Regions from separate parts of the Mus musculus genome. Here region 2 is linked to region 1. The links are chromatin loops, found by intact Hi-C in ENCODE. Cell type or tissue: heart. All regions are shown on one strand. Links, peaks and the distances in the headings refer to the core of each region. The heading gives the core; the rest is flanking DNA. Region 1 has its middle 19 kb from the start of Il9r. Region 2 has its middle 20 kb from the start of Gm46275.

Region 1 (11,457 bases), core at 1,439-9,438:
TTATATTTTCATTAAAGGTGTTGCCGTGTTCCTCACATCTGTAGGGGTTTTCTCCAGTATAAACACTGTGCTGTTCTATAAAACTTGAACACTGGTTAAGGGTTAGCCACACCTAACATTTGTAGGGTTTACTAAGGACTGAAAGCTGGCTAAAGGATTTTCGTATTCTTTTGTTTGTTTTTGAGACAAAGTTGCTCTGTGTAGCCATGGCTGTCCCCGGAAGTCCTTCTGTAGACCAGGGCCTTGAACTCCGAGATCCACCTGCCTCTGTCTCTCCAGTGCTGAGAGTAAAGGTGAACACCACCACTGCCTGGCTGCAGATGCACCCATGCAAACGTCTGCCAATGGGGTATCAGATGCTCACTGGTGCTCTAGAGATGGGGTCTCTAGTCTTCTACTCTATGTGCAGTCTATTAGTTGCAGCTCCTTATAGCCTGGAATGAATCATTTCATTCACTTGCTGTGAGATTCTTTTGGGAAAAGTGCTTTCTACTGACTGTGCATGGTCTGTTCACAGCATGTCATGTCATATTTCATTGGAGGTTCCTATATTTTTGGAATGTGTCTTCATTCCTAAATTTGTTAAAATTTCTACATTTCTTAAAATTTGTGAAAATTTCAACCACTTTTTTTGTTTGTTTGGTTGGTTGGTTGGTTTTTTGAGACAGGGTTTCTCTGTATAGCCCTGGCTGTCCTGGAACTCACTTTGTAGACCAGGCTGGCCTTGAACTCAGAAATCCGCCTGCCTCTGCCTCCCAAGTGCTGGGATTAAAGGTGTGCGCCACCACCGCCCGGCCTCAACCGCTTTTTGTTGTTGTTAAATTTCTGGCTCCTTTTCCCGCTTCCTTCTGGAATTAATATAATTAAACAAATTTTTATTGATGCTTTGAAATTGTCATATATTCAGACAATGTATTTAGATCATATCAACTTCCTGCTACCCACCTCTAATGTTCCAGGGAACGCACAACCCATCTCTCTCCAAACTTTATAACTCTACTTTGCATTTATTATGACTGTGTCCCTGAGTCCATTTAGTGCTGACTGTATGTATGCAAATGTGTGGCCACCCCCTGGGGCTTGGGGCTCTCAGTAGCAAGGTCCACAGAGAACAAGGACTTCTCCCCATTGCAACAGTATCCACCGCCAGTAACTCCTCCATTTGGATTGAAGCCTTCTCCATTCTTACTGTCTTCCTCCGTCCCTCCCTCCCTCCCTCCCTCCCTCCCTCCCTTCCTTCCCTCCTCTCTCTCTCTCTCTCTCTCTCTTTCTTTCTTTCTTTCTTTCTTTCTTTCTTTCTTTCTTTCTTTCTTTCTTTCCTTGCTCTCTCTCTCCCCCTCTCTTCCTCCCTCCCCTCTCTCTTTCTCTCTCCCTCCTCTTTCTTTCTTTCTTTCTTTCTTTCTTTCTTTCTTTCTTTCTTTCTTTCTTTCTTTCTTTCTTCCTTCCTTCCTTCCTTCCTTCCTTCCTTCCTTCCTTCCTTCCTTCCTTCCTTTCTCTCTTTCTTCCTTTCTTTCACATACTTAAATCACTTTATTTATTTATTTATTTACTTTTTTTTTAAATAAAAATATTTTTGTGGTAGCCACAGCTGGAGCCTGGGTCCTCTGAACAGAGACTCTGGTGTGGGTTTTCACTAGATGATCAGTGAATTCCTGATAAGGAGACTTGGTGAACACAGTCTCTTTCCAGAGGTCAGGGTTCAGGTAGCTGTAGGTCTTGGAGGTGGCATCAAATGTGGTCTTGGCAAAGTTGCTCAGGGTGGCAGAGCAGCCTTGGCTGAAGTGTAGCAGTCATCTATACCAGCCATCACCAGGAGCTTCTTGGGCTCAGGAGCAGAGACTGGAAAATCATGCCAGTGCCTCTGGGGGCAGGGATGAGACACACCAGCACAGAGCCACATCGGCCTGTCACCTTGCATGGAACAGTGTGGGGCTTGCCAATCTTGTTCCCCCAGTAGCATCTCCGCATAGGGACGATGGAAAGCTTGGCCAAGATGATGACCCCTCGGATGACAGCGGCAACCTCCTTGGAGCACTTAACACCAAGACCAACGTGACCACTGTAGTCCCCAATAACGACGAATGCCTTGAACCTGGTCCACTGGCCAGCTTGAGTCTGCTTCTGCACTGGCATGATTTTCAGAACCTCATCCTTTAGGGATGCACCCAGGAAGAAGTCAATGATCTCAGACTCCTTAATGGGCAGGGAGAACAGGTAGATTTCCTCCAAGGACTTGATCTCATGTCCTTAACCAGGCGGCCCAGCTTGGTGACAGAGGTCCACTGAAGGAAGACACCAGCCAAAGGGCTGCCTCTCTGTGCAGGGAGCAAGTAGCCCACCCGGCCAGCCGCCCAGACCTACCTCCTCGTCTTCAGCTTTACCTCCACGATCCCCGCGGCCTTGATCACGACCGCAACCCTGAAGACCCTGGCTGTCTCTCTCAGGAACCTCTCACTTATAGAATATGTCTCGTATCACTATTGTACACCTCCACTCACAGCAGCTTTGGTTGCCTGCACAAAACCCACTCAGGATCGAGGCAGTCACAATTCCAGCAGGGATTTCTCTGGGAAAACACCAAATGGCAGGTGAGGCCGGTGTAGCGGGAGGGCCAGGGGTTGAGAAATAAAGAGGACAGGAAAGTTTGGGATCAGGAGATCCTGCACAAGCCGGTGTTCCCACAAGCAAGTTTATTAAGAAGCACAGCATCTTATATACGTTTTACGGGGCTGATTCTGCAGCATGCAGGGTCCAACACTGGGTAAGAGCATGGCTGTCTTTTCCCTACCTGCAGCCTGCATCCAGCAGGGAGGGTTTCCTGCTAAGTTTGAGACTGATTTTTCTGTGTCATGTAAAAAAAAAAAAAAAAAAAAAAAAAAGCCCGATGTTTGCCATTGTGCACCCCAGAACAACGGCAATAGCCGATAGCGTGTGAGTTGATTCTTGTACCTCTGGGGTCTCCCTGCCCAAGGGCTGCTAGGGAGGTATCCTGTGCCCAACTTAGATTTTCCCTCAATAATGAATGTTTTCTAGGGTCACGATGGTCCATCCAGGCAGGGTACCTCTGTTCAAACTCATTTTTAATATTAAAAATTAAAAGAAATAACTTACAAGTGTGTAGATTTCGACATTGGTTCTTGTACTCCATAGTACAAGGGAGTCCAAGCTTTGCCTGCCTGACCCTTAGCCCTCCATTGTCCCATCCCCCAACACTCTCCCCGTGAAAACCTTTAACCCTGAGTATCCCATCCCCAACAGACCTTCATGTCCCGGTTCTCCCACCTCCCCTAATTACATCTTTTTACGTGAGCTTCAAGATTATAGGTTTTCATACAGACTTTTCAAAAAGTAGGGAGTGCTCCGTGAATCTGCACGGGAGACAAGCGGATCTCCGCATCATTTCAGCTTTAGTACATATGCTGCTGAGGTGAGTAGACAGGGAGGCCCACACTTGGACAGATGTCCACTTGCTGATATTGGATTGAGACTTATACTCTGTCGGGTTCCCGTCTCTTACTCTGCTTTGACGCTTCAAGTCACCTATGTTGATAGCTACTGATCTTGAATTTCTCAATTTAGTTTTGGATCTAGGCAGCAGCAGTTATTTTTGGATCTTTGTAACATTTATTTCTTATTAACAGCACAGGTTTTGTGATTTTGTTTAGGTATGTGATCTATGTATTTTAAATTTTTTATGCATCTGAGAGTGGTTATCTTGAATTTTTGCCAAGTAACACATAACCTAATGTGCTTGAAAAAAAATTGGAGACATTTATGAAATCCAATAAAAACTTCATTTTAGGGGGTAAGCAATCTCTAAAAATCAAGTTACGGGGTTGGAGAGGCAGCTTAGCAGTTAAAAGAACTTGCTATTCTTGCAGAGGACCCTGGTTTGGTTCTCAGCACCCACATAGCAGCTCACAACTGTCCACAACTCAGGAACAAGCTCTGATCTCTTCTGATCTCTGTGGGCAAAGGGCGCTGCATGTGGTGGGCAGACATACATACAGGGAAAACGCAGATACACATGAAATAAAGACATCTTAAAAAAAAACCCACATCATTTTGTCATATGTATTCAACCAAAGTTGTTAATCTAATATTTGAATATGCTTTGTTAACAGTTAAAAGAAGTAAACCCTAGTTGCCCTTGACTCAGTGTGAAAGAAGAGTTTGGTTTTTTTTAATACCAGTCAGAGCAGAATTGGTTTTGTGGCTGGCAAATGTGATTCTTTTTATTTGTTTAGGTATCTTATCTGTTTTGTCACATTAATGTGTTTGGGTGAGTTTCCGGACGGGTTTTTTTTTTTTTTTTTTTTGCTTTGTTGAGCTCAGGATCCTTCGTGTGCATATTGATAGCATAAATTTTGGCTGATATTTGGACATCACGGGCTTAGATATCAGTCTTTACTGTCTTTTACGCAGGGGGAGCCATTTACGAACCAAGCAAGAGATTCTGGGGGAATTCATGAATTCTTGGTGAGGATGGGTGGGTCTTCTCTTATCTCTTCTAATTTATCTAATTTCTCTGGGTTCAGCCTTTTAATTTTCAACTCACGATCTCTGTCTCCCTCTACTGTCCATCTGTGGTAATGCAGCCTCCTGGGCGCTGCGGAGAGATCTGAGCTCTTGGCTGGGAAGCTGCCAACCTCTCCTAGCTCCTACAGGGACCCAGCCTTGTAGGGATAGAAACAAGCCTCCCCCCCCCCCGCTCCCCCCCCCCCCAGTCCCCAAGTCCAGGACATTGACTTCACGTCACATCCCTATTTCTGTTCCTAGGAAGTAGCTGCGAAGTGGAATCTCCGGCTGCTCTTTAGAAGAGAACTGCGCACAAATGTAAAGATGTTTCCTGCCAACTTCGATGCCATTCTGGCTGTGCTCACAATGAGGGTGCTTGCCTGGTTAACTTAATTCTTTAAACGCACATTTTTGGGAACTTCAAACACGAGTCCACGGTAGTTACATCACTTCCACCCCACCTCCCTCACTGCTCTATCTCCTTCCATTCCCCAACAATCGCCTCTAAGAGCCAAGACCTTTTCTGTGTTACTGTCACACACAATCCACTGAGTACACTCAATGTCCGTGTGTACGCGCGTTTAGGGATGATCAATCAGGATGGGGAAACCTACCCCGGGCTTGTGCCTCCCACAGCGGCCATAGCGCCTTGTCTACACCAGCGGTTCTCAACCCATGGGTCTTAATGCCCACAGGAGTCACCTAAGACCATGGGAAAGCACAGATATTTACACTACGATTGAAAACAGAAGCAAAATTACAGTTATGAAGTAGAAACGAAATAATTTTATGGTTGGGGAGGTCATCACAACATGCGGAACTGTAGCGTTAGGAAGGTTGAAAACCATTGAGTTACACACACTTAATTTTTCTGGCACTTTAAGAAAATAAAAATTCATCCTGTATATCCCCATTAAATAGGTTTCTGGAGCAGTAATTGATTAATCCACTCTACTCTCCTGTGGCAGTGTGTGCTCCTTGCTACCTGCTCCAGTGCTCTGAGGATTCTAGAATGAAAGGCACACACACACACAGCCTTATATTATAATATGCCTTAAATAGCTCAATGGCTGGGCCACTCCCAAACTTCCACACAGCTAATGTCTCCCCTCTGATGCTTCTAAATTATTACTTTCTAAAATCTATATTGTATTTTTGTTACCCCAGCCCCAGGCCTGTGGCCTTCCTAGGCCCTGATCCCCGACGCTCACATGTTGGCAGTCTCTCTGTCCCTCTGTCCCTCTGTCCCACACTCCTCAGGCCTGGACCTCCTTCCTCTCCTGGCAATGGCGATTCCCCTTCTTCCTCAGTTCCTTGTCCACAAATCTGAAAGTCCTGTCTCCCTACCCAGCCACTGGCCACTGGCAACTTTATTTACCAATCAAAGCCAACTGGGGGCAGAGACCCTTAGAGTCTTACAGGAAGACATGCAGGTTCCTGTGTAATTTTAGGAGCCGAATTAACACAAGTAGCCTTAGATCCAATCCACAACAGGTTTCTATAGAGGGAAGAGGGCCCAGGATGTCGTCCTGATTGTGTAGGCATAAATAATAAAAAGTTTTGAGGATGCAGCTCTTGTGTGACAGGTTAAAATAAATGGAATGTTAACACATGACACATATGTTACACACATATGAAAGGTCACACAACAATGTATCTGATGAATTAAATCATGATTCTTACAATGGAAAATATCTATGTGACACAGATATCAGCAAATGCAAATTTTTTCTTTAGTATGAAAATTTTCTCCCTTTCTAGCCCTTTCTTGACAAAGAAAACAAAGACATTGTTATTGAAAAGCTCTCTGTTTTGGTCTAAATTTGGGGGTGGGGCAGCTGTAAAACTCAATACGTTTTAGGAGGGAATCAAGCCTGGGTCCTCTGCAAGAGCAGCCAGTGCTCTTAACCACTGAGCCTCACCCCCTGTATTGGCTAGTTTTGTGTCAACTTGACACAGCTGGAGTTATCACAGAGAAAGGAGCTTCAGTTGAGGAAATGCCTCCATGAGATCCAACTGTAAGGCATTTTCTCAATTAGTGATCAAGGGGGAAAGGCCCCTTGTGGGTGGGACCATCTCTGGGCTGGTTGTCTTGGGTTCTATAAGAGAGCAGGCTGAGCAAGCCAGAAAAGAACATCCCTCCATGGCCTCTGCATCAGCTCCTGCTTTCTGACCTGCTTGAGTTCCAGTCCTGCATCCTTTGGTGATCAACAGCAGTATGGAAATGTAAGCCGAATAAACCCTTTCCTCCCCAACTTGCTTCTTGGTCATGATGTTTGTGCAGGAATAGAAACCCTGACTAAGACACCCCCCTTTGGCCTTTTTTTTTTTTTAAATTTTATGTTGTTTGAACAATCAATCATTCCTTTTTTTTTTTAATTAGGTATTTTCCTCATTTACATTTCCAATGCTATCCCAAAGTCCCCCATACCCTCTCCCCCACTCCCCTACCCACCCACTCCCACTTTTTGGCCCTGGCGTTCCCCTGTACTGGGGCATATAAAGTTTGCAAGTCCAATGGGCCTCTCTTTCCAGTGATGGCCGACAAGGCCATCTTCTGATACATATGCAGCTAGAGTCAAGAGCTCCGGGGTACTGGTTAGTTCATAATGTTGTTCCACCTATAGGGTTGCAGATCCCTTTAGCTCCTTGGGTACTTTCTCGAGCTCCTCCATTGGGGGCCCTGGGATCCATCCAATAGCTGACTGTGAGCATCCACTTATGTGTTTGCTAGGCCCTGGCATAGTCTCACAAGAGACAGCTATATCAGGGTCCTTTCAGCAAAATCTTGCTAGTGTATGCAATGGTGTCAGCGTTTGGAGGCTGATTATGGGATGGATCCCTGGATATGGCAGTCTCTAGATGGTCCATCCTTTCATCACAGCTCCAAACTTTGTCTCTGTAACTCCTTCCATGGGTGTTTTGTTCCCAATTCTAAGAAGGGGCAAAGTGTCCACACTTCGGTCTTCATTCTTCTTGAGTTTCATGTGTTTTGCAAATTGTAACTTATATCTTGGGTATTCTAAGTTTCTGGGCTAATATCCACTTATCAGTGAGTACATATCATTTGAGTTCTTTTGTGATTGGGTTACCTCACTCAGGATAATGCCCTCCAGGTCCAACCATTTGCCTAGGAATTTCATAAATTCATTCTTTTTAATAGCTGTGTATTACTCCATTGTGTAAATGTACCACGTTTTTTGTATCCATTCCTATTTTGAGGGACATCTGGGTTCTTTCCAGCTTCTGGCTATTATAAATAAGGCTGCTATGAACATAGTGGAGCATGTGTCTTTCTTACAAGTTGGAACATCTTCTGGATATATACCCAGGAGAGGTATTGCGGGATCCTCTGGTAGTACTATGTCCAATTTTCTGAGGAACTGCCAGACTGATTTCCAGAGTGGTTGTACAAGCTTGCAATCCCACCAACAATGGAGGAGTGTTCCTCTTTCTCCACATCCTCGCCAGCATCTGCTGTCACCTGAATTTTTGATCTTAGCCATTCTGACTGGTGTGAGATGGAATCTCAGGATTGTTTTGATTTGCATTTCCCTGATGATTAAGGATGCTGAACATTTTTTTAGGTGTTTCTCAGCCATTCGGTATTCCTCAGGTGAGAATTCTTTGTTTAGCTCTGAGCGCCATTTTTTAATGGGGTTATTTGATTTTCTGGAGTCCACCTTCTTGAGTTCTTTATATATCAATCAATCATTCCTATTACTTCATCGTCTGAAAGTTCTTCTAGGCCCTTCTCATTGGGGTCCTGTAGTATGGGATTGGTGATTTCTGAGGAGACATGTTTGTGCACTGAGATTTGCCTGTTGGCAGTTAGTTGATTGATGGGGAGTGTGAGCCCGTGACTGACAGTCTAGGGACTGCTTGTCTGTCAGCACCAGGAGGTTTCTTGGGTAGAAACCCCTTACAGGCTAGCTCTAGGAGCAGGACCTGGCAGGGCCTTGTATGTGGTAGGAACTGGGTAGACTGGAAAGTGTGGGCTGGGTGGTTGGGCCTGCCCATCACCATCTGGAGCTGGGCAACTGGAGAAGCTTGGGCCAGATGACTGGTGCCTAGCAAGCCCTCACTTGTCCACTGCAGAAGCTAGGCAAGCTGGGGACTGCTGTCTGCATGTCTGGGACCTGGGGACACCTCACCTGTCATGCAGGGGGGCTGTCACTATGGAGTATTTTGATGTCATAGCATGCCATTATAATGGCAGATGGGGGCACTATGATGTCAAAAGTCAACAATGTATGTCACAAGGGAGCATTGTGATGTAACAATTCATTTTTGTGATGTCATAATGGAGTCTTAGGTCTTATCAGGAGAGCAGAGTGGTGTTGTATTGGGGCACCATGATGTCAAATTCAGTATTGTTACACTAGAGCTTGTCATGTTAAAATATGGCATTGTGGTAGCAACATGCATTGTGATGTCACGTTTCATCACTGGGGTGGAACAGCCAAGCATAGTATTGAAAAAAGCTTAGCATCATGATGCTGAAAATGCAGCTTTGCGATGTCCTAGGGCAGTGTGGTGATGTCACCAAGGTGGCGTTAGAGAGCATTTGAGGTGTCAGGTGAGGCCTTTGTGCAGCAACTAAGGGTATAATCACATCACAATGCTTGATTGTGTGTGACATGGCTTTGCTGCATCCTGACACCACAGGTAGCTTGCTGCCTGAACTAGAGAGAGTTAGAAAATCTTTACCATCACTCAGTCATTGACATTTTAAAGATCTGGGGTGGGGGGGGTGGGGTGGGGGAGGGGGGAAGCCATCCCCAGGCAACGGTACAATGTCAGAAAGAGAATCCAGAAAATCCTCCTATCGTTGCTGGTGCTTGTTAGCCCTTAGATGCTGCTTGAAAAAGACCCTGCATGGATTTGAATGAGAAAGTCCCTCACAGTCTCGGGCATTTGGATACTTACTCCCCAGCTGGTGGCGCTGTTTGTGGAGGTTTGGGCAGCACAGCCTTTCTGGAGGAGGGACATCGATGGGTGCAGGCTTTGAGAGTAAGCCTCACCTTCTTCCAGTTCTTTTTCCTTGCTTTTTGCTTCCAGCTCAAGATGTAATGTCTCAGCCAGGCCTTTAATCCCAGCACTCAGGAGACAGAGGCATGCATAGCTCTGTGATTTCTAGGAAAGCCTGGTTTACATAGAATTCCAGGTTAGCCAGGGCTACATAGTGAGACCCTGTCTCACACACACACACACACACACACACACACACACACACACACACACACAAACAAATAACAGGCAGGCAGACAAACAAACTTTTAGCTTCCTGCTCTGCCAGCATGACTGTAGCGCGTTACCACACTTACAAGCCACAACAGACTCCTCCTCCTCCTCCTCCTCCTCCTCCTCCTCCTCCTCCTCCTCCTCCTCTTCTTCTTCTTCTTCTTCTTCTTCTTCTTCTTCTTCTTCTTCTTTTTGTTTTTGTTTTTTGTTTTTTTTGAGACAGGGTTTCTCTGTGTAGCTGTCCTGAAACTCACTTTGTAGACCAGGCTGGCCTCGAACCCAGAAATCCGCCTGCTCTGCCTCCCTAGTGCTGGGATTAAAGGCGTGCGCCACCACCGCCTGTCTCACAACAGACTCTTATCCCTCTGAAACTTGTCTACAAAATAAGTCTTTTTTCTACAGGCTGCTTTGGTAACCTGTTTTATCACTACCACAGAAAACTAGTTGATACGTCCACTGTATCAGCACGTGGGTGGCTTAAGATCCTCTGTGTGTTGCACTCATACGACCATCAGAACACACATTCTGGGTCTGTACACAGACACCTGCCAGACCATAGGAAAGGAACTTGATTCAGAGCTACAGGACCCAGCAACCTGAAAACCCAGTGGGAGCCAGAGTTTGCAGGGAAACTCCTAAACAGGATTCAAGCAGCACCCTAGACAATGGTTGACCTCCTGAAAGTCCATCAAGAGATGTGACCAGCAGCCGGGTGTGGTGGCGCACGCCTTTAATCCCAGCACTAGGGAGGCAGAGGCAGGCAGATTTCTGAGTTCGAGGCCAGCCTGGTCTACAAAGTGAGTTCCAGGACAGCCAAGGCTATACAGAGAAATCCTGTCTCGAAAAAAACAAACAAAGAAAGAGATGTGACAAGCATCAGAGACTCTACCTGTGAAGTGCTACACACTGACCCGATCACACCTGCAGCCCCATCCCCCTAAAGAAGGCCCTTAGGAGAGAAGAGGATTGCCTATTGCAAAGACACTTTCAGCTGTGATTCAGGCTCCTGGCAGTGGACAAGGAACACAGAGTCAGTCCAGTCCCCAGGGCAGGCAGTGCTCATAGTCTGCATTCCTTATCTAGCACAACTTAGTTACTGCTCTATAGCTGTGAAGAGACACCACGTCCAAGGAAACGTATAAAAGAAAAGCATTTAGTGGGGGCTTGCGTACAGTTTCACAGGGTTAGTACATTCGTCTAATTCTATCATAGGTGGAAATCATGGTAGCAGGCAGGCAGGCACAGTGCAGCGGCAGTAACTGTGAGCTTGCACAAGCAGAAGACACAGAGATATAAAAGCTTCCTTTATTTTTTGGAAAGCCTTTTGTTTTTTACAAGTTAATTTGTGTCTCTCAAGATAACATCCAACAAAGGTTTAAGTCACTTTAAGACCTTAAGGTGAGGTCTTAGCCAATTAACATCTCCTGAAAGCTTTTGAAAATAAAATTTTGAAGAAATCAATTTCTCTTTGTTAGATTTTCTGTACCACGATTTTCTAGTATAACTAAAACCCTAAATATTAAAAAGATATTGCCTCTGAATCTTTTCTGGAGCAACAGCTACTCCCCAGAACTTTAAAGCTCATTGTGTGAGAGAAAAAATTTGAAGTAAACTTCCCTTTAGAGGCATTAGCTAATGAAATACTTTCTACTTAGGAAACTATACACTGAAAGATTCAAACTCTTAGCTTCTTGT
Region 2 (11,457 bases), core at 2,310-10,309, 140 kb before region 1:
CTCCCCTGTGCAACCTGTGAAGGAATTAAATAATCACATAAAGCCAGGATGGGGGCAGCATGAGTGGAATGGAGTCTCAGATGCAACATTTAAAGTAGGTTCCAAAAAAACCTTAGAAATTAAGATAAGTAACATATACATATATATATGCACTTAAAAAAAGTTAATGCAAAAAAAACCACAAAAAACAAAAAAACAAACAAACAAACAAAAACAACAACAAAACCAATGACCAGCAAATTGCCAAATTAATAAAGATAGGATCAACAAGATCAGGAAGCTGGGATCCACCCACACGGCCTGTCTGTCATATGACTATCCCACTCTTACTATTCATAATTGCATTCAGATTGACCAGCAGGCTACGTTTGTTAGTCCTCTACTCCATGTGTGGCATCTGCTTAGGGTCCAGGACATAGGAGGGCTGCAGCTCGTGACTGTCAAGGGGCCCATAGAGGGCTATAGCCAATGGTGACCTAGGGTCCTCATTCCCCAAAGGCCGCACAACTACCTCCTGCTCTGGAACTGAGGCCAAGGTTTTCCCCCGACTAACAGACGTGATATACGCCCTATATTATTCCCAGAGTAGAGTGAATACATGAACACAGTGCTGGGCTTTGGACACGAACGGTGTTCTGTTCTTCCATGGCTTCAAGGCACTGCCACAAACCTGTTGCTTTTGGTAAGAACGTCTATCACAGCAACAGAAGCAAACTCGGGCAGTGGGTGACACCCACACACAGGGAACAACCTGGGACAGTTTAAAGCAGCTTTGCTAAGAGGTGAATGATGGTAGGAGAGCAAATTTCAAAGGGAAACTGACAGCCAAACAGAGGAGAGTCGTGGGTCTGCTGTGTAGGGCTTGGTCTAGACTGGTCTAGACTGGTGAGTGCTGTCCTTCCTGCTGTGCAAACTGAAGATATGACCCCTCCAAGGAATGGCTATGTGGGAGGTTTTTATGTCGAGGTTTGGTCTGTTGTGATGTAAGGCGAAGTTCTTTACCCGAAGGTCTAGGCCTATGACTGAATTCTCATGTTTACAGGCTTGTGTTGTGCAAGCTTTGTTCTTTGATTTAAAACTATTGGCTACAGACAGTCACTGGAGGAACTAGAAGTAGGTGGGTTTTGAGTTACCTGGTTGGGGGTGGAGAAGAGAGTGTAGATAGGAGAGACAAGGAGAAGGAGGAAGACTGAGAGGAGAGGAGGAAGCATCCATCAGGGGAGATGACCCATGAGCAATTGGCCAGGAGAAACAGCAAGGAACTGGGGTACACTGCTGGGGAGGTTGCCAGGACAGCAGTTAGAAGAATAGATTAGGGGTGCCCTTCCAAAGACTGCCCAGAGATGGGACCATCTGAAAATACCCGGATGCAGACTAATACAAGAGTTCTGATAGGAGACCACATACAGGCTAATTCATCCATTGACTCTCTCCTTCTCAACTGTTTGTGTTATATGTTTGTGTTCCTCTCTCTCTCTCTCTCTCTCTCTCTCTCTCTCTCTCTCTCTCTCTGTGTGTGTGTGTGTGTGTGTGTTGTGTGCACATGTGAATATGCATATGTGGAGGCCAAGGGTCTTTGTTAGATGTCATTTTTGCTCTCCATCTTAAAGTGTTTTTTTCACATTGTGTGTGTTCACCATAACGTGTGTATGTCAGAGGTAACAGGGACCAGTTGGCAGCACTGAGTCACCAAAGGCAAGATGGCCATAGTGATCATAGTGGGCAGCACATGCAAAGTGAATTTGATGGTGGCAGGACTCAAACTCGTATGGACCTTTGGTACCAGCTAACCAATCATGATGTCTCCAGGCATGAAATAGAGAAGAATCCCACTGAACTTTTGTTTGATTAGTATAAGCAGAAAAATTCTCAAGCAAACAGAAGAAAAGCATATCATGGCAGCAGAGAATCTCAGCCTGTGGACCATTTTCCAGGTGAGCCAGTTTGCAGACCCAGACATCCCTTGAATGAAGGGATGGCCATGTTCCCCTGAGGAAGGACCTTGATTAAAATACCTAAGAGTTGTACTGTTAGTCTTTCCCCGGTCCTTCCCCAGAGGAGCCTCTGGCTCTTTACAAGGGGAGCTGTACACCAGGGAAAGGAAACAACCAGAGTTTCCAGGGTCTATTGGAGACTGGTTCTGAATTGACACTAATTCCAGGAGAGCCCAAGAAACACTGTGACCCTCCTGTTAAAGGAGTGATTATTGAAGTTTTGACTGAAGTCTGACTCACAGTAGGTCCAGTGGGTCCTCACACTCATCCCCTGGCTATTTCCCCAGTCTGAGAATGTATAATTGGGATAGATATACTTAGAAGTTGGCAGAATTCTCACATTGGTTCTCTGACCTGTGGAGGGAGGGCTGTTATGATTGGAAAGGCTAATCGGAAACCTTTGGAGTTGCCTTCTGCCAGGGAAATAGTGAGGAAAAAACCAGTATCATATTCCTGGAGGAATTACAGAAATTAGTGCCACCATTAAGGACTTGAAAGATGCAGGGGTGGTGGTTCCCACCACATCTCCCTTTAACTCTCCTATCTGGCCAGTGCAGAAGACAGATGGATTGCGGAGAATGATAGGTGACTACTGAAAACTCACTCAGGTAGTGACTCTAATTGCAGCTGCTCTACCAGATGTGATGTCCTTACTTGAGAAGATCAACACAGCTCCTGGAACATGGTATGCAGCTATTGATCTGGAAAATGCCTTTTTCTCAGTACCTATCTGTAAGGACCATCAGAAGCAATTTGCTTTTAGTTAGCAAGGCCAGCAGTATATCTATACAGGTGGGTTGGTTGTTTGTTTGTTTGCTTGTTTGGTTGGTTGGTTGGTTTGGCTTTGGTTTTTGAGACAGGGTTTCTCTGTGTAGCTTTGTCTGTTCTGGAACTCACTATGCAGACCAGGCTGGAAAGAGAGCCACCTGACTCTGCCTCCCAAGACCTGTGATTAAAGATCTAGCCTGGATCCCGAGAGAGTAGGCTGCGTTCTTAGTTAACCCGATACTTTTCCGCCCGTGAAGAACAACTGAGATTCCTCCTCCTGATGGATCTTATGCAGTCTTACCCTCCAGCTCCCTGGAGTGGTCCCTTTTTGTATTTTCCTAGAAATTCTCAGAAGTTGACACCATAAAATAGAATGGTCAATTAAGCAAGGAGACGATAATGAAAGGTCACACGGTCTACTGTTAAATAGTCCATTTGACTAAGGAAATTGGCCTTCCATTGCTGAGAGTAATTGCTGCTATAACACATTTACTGAGTTCGGTCGGGATTACAATGTTGTTACAAAATAATTTTAATTCTTTCCCATAATGTTCCAGTGTAACTCGTCTATGGAAAATCGCATTGAAATGCTCACTAAGTTGTTTTTATGCTGGCCAAGGTCATGAACCCAGAAGCACTCTGCCACACATACAACAGTGAAGCTGTCAGTGTAACAGCAAGTTTCTCAATAGGAACTTTAAGTCAGTAGAGGACAGTCTGACATATTTCAAACTGTGAGAGAGACGGTAGCAGTCATCCTAGGTTGCTAACGCTGTTAAAGCACCCTTCTCAGTGTAAGAAGGGGAGAACCACTAAGCCAGCATGACAGAAGACGCTCCTATGTCTACTAATTTTTATGTTAGTTTTGTACTCTGTCATTTTGATGAGAGTGCTCTTCAACTCTGCTTTTGTGGTGGAGTCTTCAGGGTCTCTTTGATATGGAATCATACCATCTGCAAATAGGGCAGTCCTTCTTGCAGGCAGCAAACAGAAGGGCCATATTTTATACATTCAGTGTACTAATCTGTATTTTTTGATTGGAGAATTGAGACCATCAACATTCAGAGCTTTTAATAAAAATTATATATTAAATCCTACCGTTTTGATTTTTGTAATTGATGCTTTCCAAATTCTCATTTCTTATTTACTGTTCTAATGTGGTTTATTATTTCCTGTGACCTCCTAGAAGTGTTTATTTTTCTCCCCTGGTTAGGATTCCCTTGAGGGTCTTCTGATAGCTGTTATCCACCCCAATGATTTCCTGGGTACCATCCATCTTGGCTCTGTCATTTAGCTTCCTGGCTGTACAATCTGTTATAGAGAGAGACTTCTCTGCCTGTGTCTCTGGTTTCTAAATTGCACTTCACTTTGCATGTCTATTTCTCTATGTTTGGGAATTATAGGGTATGGTTCATTGAATGACCTTCAGTGTTATTTCAAGTTCTCCTCTTGTCCAGACCTTCGGGATTTGTCCTTTGATGACATCTCAGAGGGCTCCGATGTCATGAACAAACTCTTTAATTCTTTTCATCATTGATATTTGAATGCAGCTTCTTATCAGCCTTGTCCTCATCCCCATGTTCCCCCTGCTTGGTGGCCTCATCCCTATGTCCTCCCCCTACTTGGTGGCCTTTTGGTGACATTTTTCACTGTGCTTTTTATCTGATTTATCCAGTTTTCATTACAACCTTTCTATGTTTTGTTTTTTCTTTCTTTCTAAGTCTCTATTTTTTTTGCCGAAAACTTCTTTGATGTTGCCAAGTTTTAAAATCCATATTCTTGATTTTTCTCACACATTTTGGTGATTTTTCTTTTAGTTTATGTTGCTGACTTTCATCTCCAGTCACTGACCAGATTTATCAGAAAACAACCTATATCTACACACACACACACACACACACACACACACACACACACACACACACACTGACTGCATGTCAAGCAGAAAGGAGAGTTGGGGAAGAGGAGGGAGACCAGTGGGAAGGTTAGAAGGAGACTCTTTAAGAGAGTGAGGTAGGACCGGGATGTGGAAGACTGAGAGGGAGGGTGAATTTGGCTAAAGCACCTGACATTTTTGAGATTATCTTAAGGAAACTCAGAACTATGTACAATGAATATACATTAGTAATAAATAAAACAAAAGAACAACCCAACCCAAGGGGGAGGCTTCCTACAATCCCAGTAGAGTAGCTTTGAAAATATATTGTTTACAAAGTAACATTGTTTCCTTTTTTATAAAAAGGTAGGAGTGCACCATGGGAAGAATAGACTAGACACATCAAACGGCTGACATTGGATGGAGGATAGGAAGGGAAACAAGAAGGTGGAATCTATAGGTTTCACAGTTTTGATTTTGATACCAAAACTTGCTTGATGTGTCATAAGGAAGCCAGGGCTGGGGTGTGGCTCAGTAGCTTGGTAGAGCTCTGGCCCAGCATGGCAAGGTCCCAATATCACACAAAAGAAAATAAACAAACAAACAAACAACAACAACAACAACAAATAAACATCAAACTTGAATTCATGGGAAGAGTATTACATGTGAAATTATAGATAGAAGCATCCGTAGGGTTGTGGCAGTTATATCTTAGCAGGACACATGTCAAAGATGAAAAGACCCCCAGAACCTAAACTAAAATTTCGAAGAGTTCGTGGGCAAAGAGCCAAGTGCATGCTGGGTGCCTGTTACACCGCTGTTCTCCTTGGAGCTGCGAAGTTCCGAGTCCCGCCACACGGGGGTGCTCGTCGCCTTCTTATATCTCCGGTAGCTGCAGTGTCCTCCTACACTCGACCCACACTGCCACCTTGTTCCAAGGTCCTCAAGCAGACAGGACAGTGATGGGTCTAGGAGGGTACAGTTTTGTGGGGCTGTGGGAAGAGGGGAAGAAGGGGGAGGGAGAGACTCCGTGTCCAGCCAGAGTTCCTCCTGTGCTCTGGGCAGGCGGATGCGGAAGGACTGCCGGACACTTTCCACTTGGCCTCAATACTGAAAGAGAGGATGTGGAAAGAGCAGCAAACTTTCTCTTTCCCCAAACTACAAAAAAACTACAAGAATAAACTTTTTCGCTCTGTCAGTAGAGTCCTTCGCGCTGTCCCGGGGCAGACATTTGACTCCATTAATCTGTCTTGTTTTCGGACATTTGCACAGCTAGACGTTATTTTGTGGGTTGTAAGGACATGACTGCTGTTGTGAGAATCTAGACTCTGAATTCACCCTGACCTGTGTTTGAAACCTGAAGGCCAAGCAGACAGTGTGATCTTACAGAGCAGCGATCTAACATCTCTTGAGTTTTTGCCATCTCTTCATCTACGACACAAGGAAATTAGAGTACTTTTTTCCAGAAACTTGTTTGCAGAGATTTTAAAATCACCATGAAAAATGTCACACGAAAACAATTAGAAATGTCACAGTGGGTGCTAGAGAGATGGCTCCGTAATTTAAGAGCACTGCCTGTTTTTTCCAGAGGACCTGGGTTCAACTCCAAGCAACACATGGCAGCTCACAATTGTATGTAACTCAAGCTCCAGAGGTTCCAACATCCTCACATAGATAAGTATATGCAGGAAAACACCAGTGCAATAAAATAATAAAAAATTAATTTTTAGGAGCCGGGCGTGGTGGCACATGCCATCTGTAATGAGATCTGACTCCCTCTTCTGGAGTGTCTGAAGACAGCTACAGTGTACTTACATGTAATAAAAATAAATAAATCTTTAAAAGAAAAAAAGACTCTGTCTCAAAAACAAGTGAATGAGTACATAAGTAAATAAAATTTTACAAGAAAAGTTCTGGCCACAGAGAATAGGTTTCCTAAAGTACCTCCCCAATATTGTTTTAAAAGAGAGCAATTAAAAGATTTAAAAGAGAGAGGGGCTCCTTCAGAGCTGAAACCTATCACTATCACCCTGGTGTTTCTTCTTTTCTTTTCTTTCTAATAATCAATTTTTTTTTTTCGAGACAGGGTTTCTCTGTGTAGTGCTGGCTGTCCTGGAACTCACTCTGTAGATCAGGCTGGCCTCGAACTCAGAAATCCGCCTGCCTCTGCCCTTCAAATGCTGGGATTAAAGGTGTGCGCCACCGCTGCCCAACTTCTTTTTATTTAATCCAGGTCCCCAGTCCATGGAATGGCACAGCCCACATTTAAAGCAATTCCTCTCGGACATGCCTGAGGCTTGCTTCAGTGATTGCTGGAATCAAATTAAGTTAATAACCATTATAAACGATCACAGCTCCACCTTTTGTCAACTTGACACCCAAACACACTGCTTTTAAGCCATATCCTTCTACTCCCTGTCTCTATAGGCTTGTAGCTATCTTATAACGCAAAATTTATTCAGCCCAACCTCAAAAGTCCTCTGGCCAATACCTTTCAACACTATTCAAAGGAGAAAAATCAGACTCTCAACCGAGACTCAATCTCTTACTCTGGCCTCCTATTAAAAACCGAAACAAAACAAGCTATAGACATCCAATGTACTGTAGAGCAGAGTGAAGGTTCACATTCATAACGGGAAGAATGGGGCAGAAGGAAAGCTCTGCCCAAAGTGAGTCAGACACCCAGCAGGGCAAACACCAAATCCTGCAACTCCACTTTGGGTCCAGGGCTTGTGGTAGAAATGTCTCAGATCCATGGTCAGCCCTGTCCGATGTGCTGTCTGGGCCCAGACTCTCTCTTGGGTCCATCCCACACCCGCAGCTTTCTTTGGCAGATGCTGCATGGTTCTAGGGTCTCCACTGGAGAGTAACCGCCAAGGACTTCCTTGCGGGTGGACCCAGTGATTCTCTAGATCTGTGGTACAAGGCTTATGACTCTTGCCATCCTGCATTCTTCACACCCATAAAACCAATGCCCTGTGGATGCTGTCACCAAGTTATTCTGCCTTCTCTGGGTGGAGACCACAAATGCACTGGCTTTTGAGTGTTGGCATTGGGAAACACTTCCCAGAGTCATTCAACCAGCTTTTATATGGCGTTCTTAGTTTGGACACTTTCCTCTTAAATGAACTTGCATATTTGCAGTATGGAGTTCTCTGGGGTGGGTCTTACACCCAGGGCACCTTTCCTGTCACCCAGGGTCAGCTTCTCTTCCATGCTGCTCATCTCCTTAATAGTTACACCTGCTGTGTCACCTGCCTGTCCTTCCCTGGAACTTTAATCTTACCTGCACACCCTTTTAACCAAACTTCAAGGATGCCCCTTTTTCTCTCTCACGAGAGGCCTCAATGAGAACAGCAAGCAATGACCTCGCCACAGCCCAAATGAGCTCCCGATTGGTCTCCTGTCTGGAGATTTCTTCTGCCAGACACGGCAGCCTGTTCTCCTTAAGTTAAACCCCACTCAACTCAGGACATAGGCAGAATGCACTCAGATCCTTTGCCAAAATATATCACACAATGTCCCCTAACTCACTACCTGATAGAATGTTTCCCCCAAAGCCTTGCCGAGTCTCTACTGTCCACGTTAGTCTGTGCTTACAGTATCCCAGGGCCTTTCTAGGATAAAATTCTAAGTGCTTCCATATGCCTCCCACAAACCAGTCTAAAAGGTCTAAGAACCACATGGTCGGGTTTCTAATGCTCACTCCCCACCCCATTCCAGGTACCAATTTTCAATATTAGTCACTTTCCCGGTTGCTGAAACGACGGGCACAACCAATTTAAGGAAGGGTTTACTGTGGCTCACAATTCTAAGGGGTACAGTCCGTCATGGCAGGAAGGTACGGTGACAGAAGCGGAGGTTGTCACATCGTAGACATCCTGGGAGCAGAGAGAGCTTGCGCTCAGCCGCTTTTCTGTTTATGTAGTCCAGGACTCCAGCCCATGGAATCGTTCAGCCCACATTCACCATGGCTCTCCCATCAGATCCAGGACTGCTCATGGCTTCAGTTCAGCTTTGTCACATCTTTGTCCTTACGTGGTATAAGAATCTCCCCTGGCACTCAAGAAGCTACCCAAGGGCAGTGAGGTGCCTTCTAGTCCCACCAGAGTGCCACTGTGTCTGAACTGACCTCCAGCAATTACACAGGTGACATCAAGAGCAAAACCGTCTCCTACATCTCACAGGTCTGAGTGCGGTCCTACAAATAGACATTTAACAAGTATTTGGTTGTGCAAAGGCAAGGTGATGCTGGAGGTGGTGACGATACTGGAAAAGCCTTGCACCTACTTATAGTGGCCTGCAGGGGGCGCCCCAGAGACCTCCTGCCCGGTAGTCATAAACAGCTGAGAGTGGGCCCCAAGGTGGCGCCACTGGCTTTCTAATGAGAGGGGAGCTAAGCTTACTGTTTTCTTATATTCTAGGTCCTCCACCATGTTGCAGTGTGGCTCGAGGCTCTCAGCAGAGGCCTTCAACCCTCCCACCCTCCAGCACTGTGAGCCGAATCAAGTCTACTGCTCATCCATCTCCCAGACCCAGGAACTCTGTAGTGACAGAACGCGCACCAAGAAAGTGAAGAAAGGTGCTTTGTGGTTAACTGGTCTCATGGATGGGAAGTGCTTGCTTGAGATTGCCCGGTGTTGTCACATATGGGAAGCAGAGCTGGGCAGAGTTAAGCCAAGACGAGTGCCCTCTCCCACAGGGCAGGGCAGTGTGGGTAGGGGAGGACTGGCTGTTCCCAGCTTAGGCTTCTAACCCGTGCTTGTGAAGGAATGTCTGGTGCAGATCACCTGTTCCCTGCATGAGCTCCTGGTCTGAGAGGTGATTGACAGCTTGCTCCGTCTGAGGCTTGGTGACAGTGTCCTGGGTCCATTGTCTCAGTTTCCAGATAGTTCCAGACAAAACCAAACACAGCTGCTTTAGGGGCACACAGGAGAGAGACGGTCTGCTATTTTAAGACAGCCACTGAGTTCTTTTTCACAGCCCTGGAGCAGCAGAGCAGACCACAGGGGAGCGGGTGAGTCACAAAGGGTCAGGGAGGGCTTTGGAGGTGGAGCAGCAGAGGTCTGCCTAGGCTTATGGACAGTTCAGGGCACACCAGCACCCGTCCTTGTCAATTAGGCGATGCCTCCATGCCACTAGTGGGGAAACCGAGGCAGGGATGTTGATAAGGGGGGAGTTGTGAGGAACAAATCTTCATGTACTCAAGTGATGCCATGTGAGCCTTCTCCCCAGTTTAACTGGTCAATAAAAGGCTAGAGCCTGTGACTGGGCAGCAGGGGAGGGAGAAAGGTGGGACTGGAGGTTTAAGAGAGAGGGTTGCAGGGAGGGGGGGGCTGAGGAGGAGGAAGATGCCATGGTCCGGAACCAAGTGGCCAGGAGAAAGACCCAGTAACAGGGCATTACAGCTGGGGAATGAGCTAGTATAGCCCTAACTCTGCCCAGTCTGGGCACACGGCTCATAAATAAAATATCTGATTGTGTCTCTTTTATACAGGCTTATTAGGTTTGTAAATTATTACTTCAGACTGCTTTCCTTTGTAAGTGACAGAAGTCTCCTGTTTTGTTTGAGCTAGGGGATTATGTTGGTAAAAGAAAAGCAAATTGTAGACACATGGAATTTATACAGCAGGTATTTAAAAAAAAAGAAAACAACAACAACAACAAAAAAAAAAAAACCATGGCTGAGGAGCCTGAGTTTGAACCCCTAGAATCCATGTCCAAAGTCAGGCATGGTGGCGCCAGGTGGTGATACTCTCAGAACTGGGGAAACAGAGACTGGAAGATCCCTGGAGCTCAGACAGATAGCCTGCTCAGTGAGACTATGTTAAAACAACAACAAAAAAAAAGGTGGTGTCTGAGGAACGACACCCAGGTCTGTCCTCTGGCTTCTACATATGTAAGTGCAAACACACATGCACACACATGCATGCATGTGACCAACACACCTATGTGTATCTTTCCCCACCACCACAAGATACACAAACAAAACAAAGGGTAAACCATGGGTCTCTGATTCGGTAGGTCCATAGACATTATCAAGGTCTGGATAAGTTCTGGCAGGGGGTTAGGCTGTCACCTTCTCGAGAGGCTGGGTGGAATAGACTTGGGGTGATCTTCCAGGTTCCTCTAATCTGATAGGGTAATCATTTTATATTTACTTGTGTGTCTGTGAGCCAAGGAGCTTTAGACGAACTGGTTCTTGGTTTTGACACACTGTTCTTAAGGAAGACCCTCAGATCCTGCAGTTGCTGTGTAGGGACAACCTCGGGGAGCTACACCCCCAAATTAATAAAGTCATGGTAGCTGTTCAGGTAATTATTGCTGATCCAAAGACAGACCAGAGACCTAGGAAGGTTGGACAATATACTCATCTGGATTTCAGCTTCCCGCCTGCTTCCTACAACTGGGAGTCACGTATGTTTCCAGCATCTGTCTGGAAATCAAATGTCACTTTTCAAGGGAGAAATCCCAGAAGATTGATTATGCCCCAGAGATTTATCTCCAGAAGTTTTGGAAAAGTGAAACACGTTTAAAAAAAAAGAAAGAAAGAAACAATTAAAAGCAAACTAGAACATTTGGGAGGCTGAAGTGGAGTTTAAGAGGGTGTTAAGCTGTAATTGTTGAAGGAGAAGACAAGAGCAATCCAGGCTGTGCTGGCTCACGCAGACTCTTCTCTTTCTTCTGAACTCACTGAAGCTATTACCAGAAAAATTTAACCTCCACATCAGGTGGGTGACAGGCCTGTCATATCAGTGCTGGACAGGTAGAGGCAGAAGGATGGTGAGTTCAAGGTCACTCTGATCTACACAGCAAGTT

What was found. Peaks named below come from ENCODE experiments on the same cell type or tissue, not always from the same donor. Only the 100,000 strongest peaks of a DNase experiment are listed, where the experiment ranks them.
Region 2: a loop joins it to region 1, with 6 times the contacts of the local background. A loop is called at or near these places in 18 of 42 quality-filtered maps.

What each region holds. Positions count from the first base shown.
Region 1 is chr11:32,175,821-32,187,277 of GRCm38, reverse strand. It overlaps the pseudogene Gm12109. Among named protein-coding and RNA genes, the nearest start is that of Il9r, 19 kb to the left of the region's middle. In heart, for the core only: a CTCF peak has its summit at 4,573 (motif pointing left); a DNase peak (open chromatin) is centred at 4,597; H3K27me3 peaks cover 1,043 bases.
Region 2 is chr11:32,318,887-32,330,343 of GRCm38, reverse strand. No RefSeq gene overlaps it. Among named protein-coding and RNA genes, the nearest start is that of Gm46275, 20 kb to the right of the region's middle. In heart, for the core only: CTCF peaks have their summits at 5,487 and 8,959 (motif pointing right); DNase peaks (open chromatin) are centred at 5,523 and 8,993; H3K4me3 peaks cover 477 bases; H3K27ac peaks cover 957 bases; H3K27me3 peaks cover 415 bases.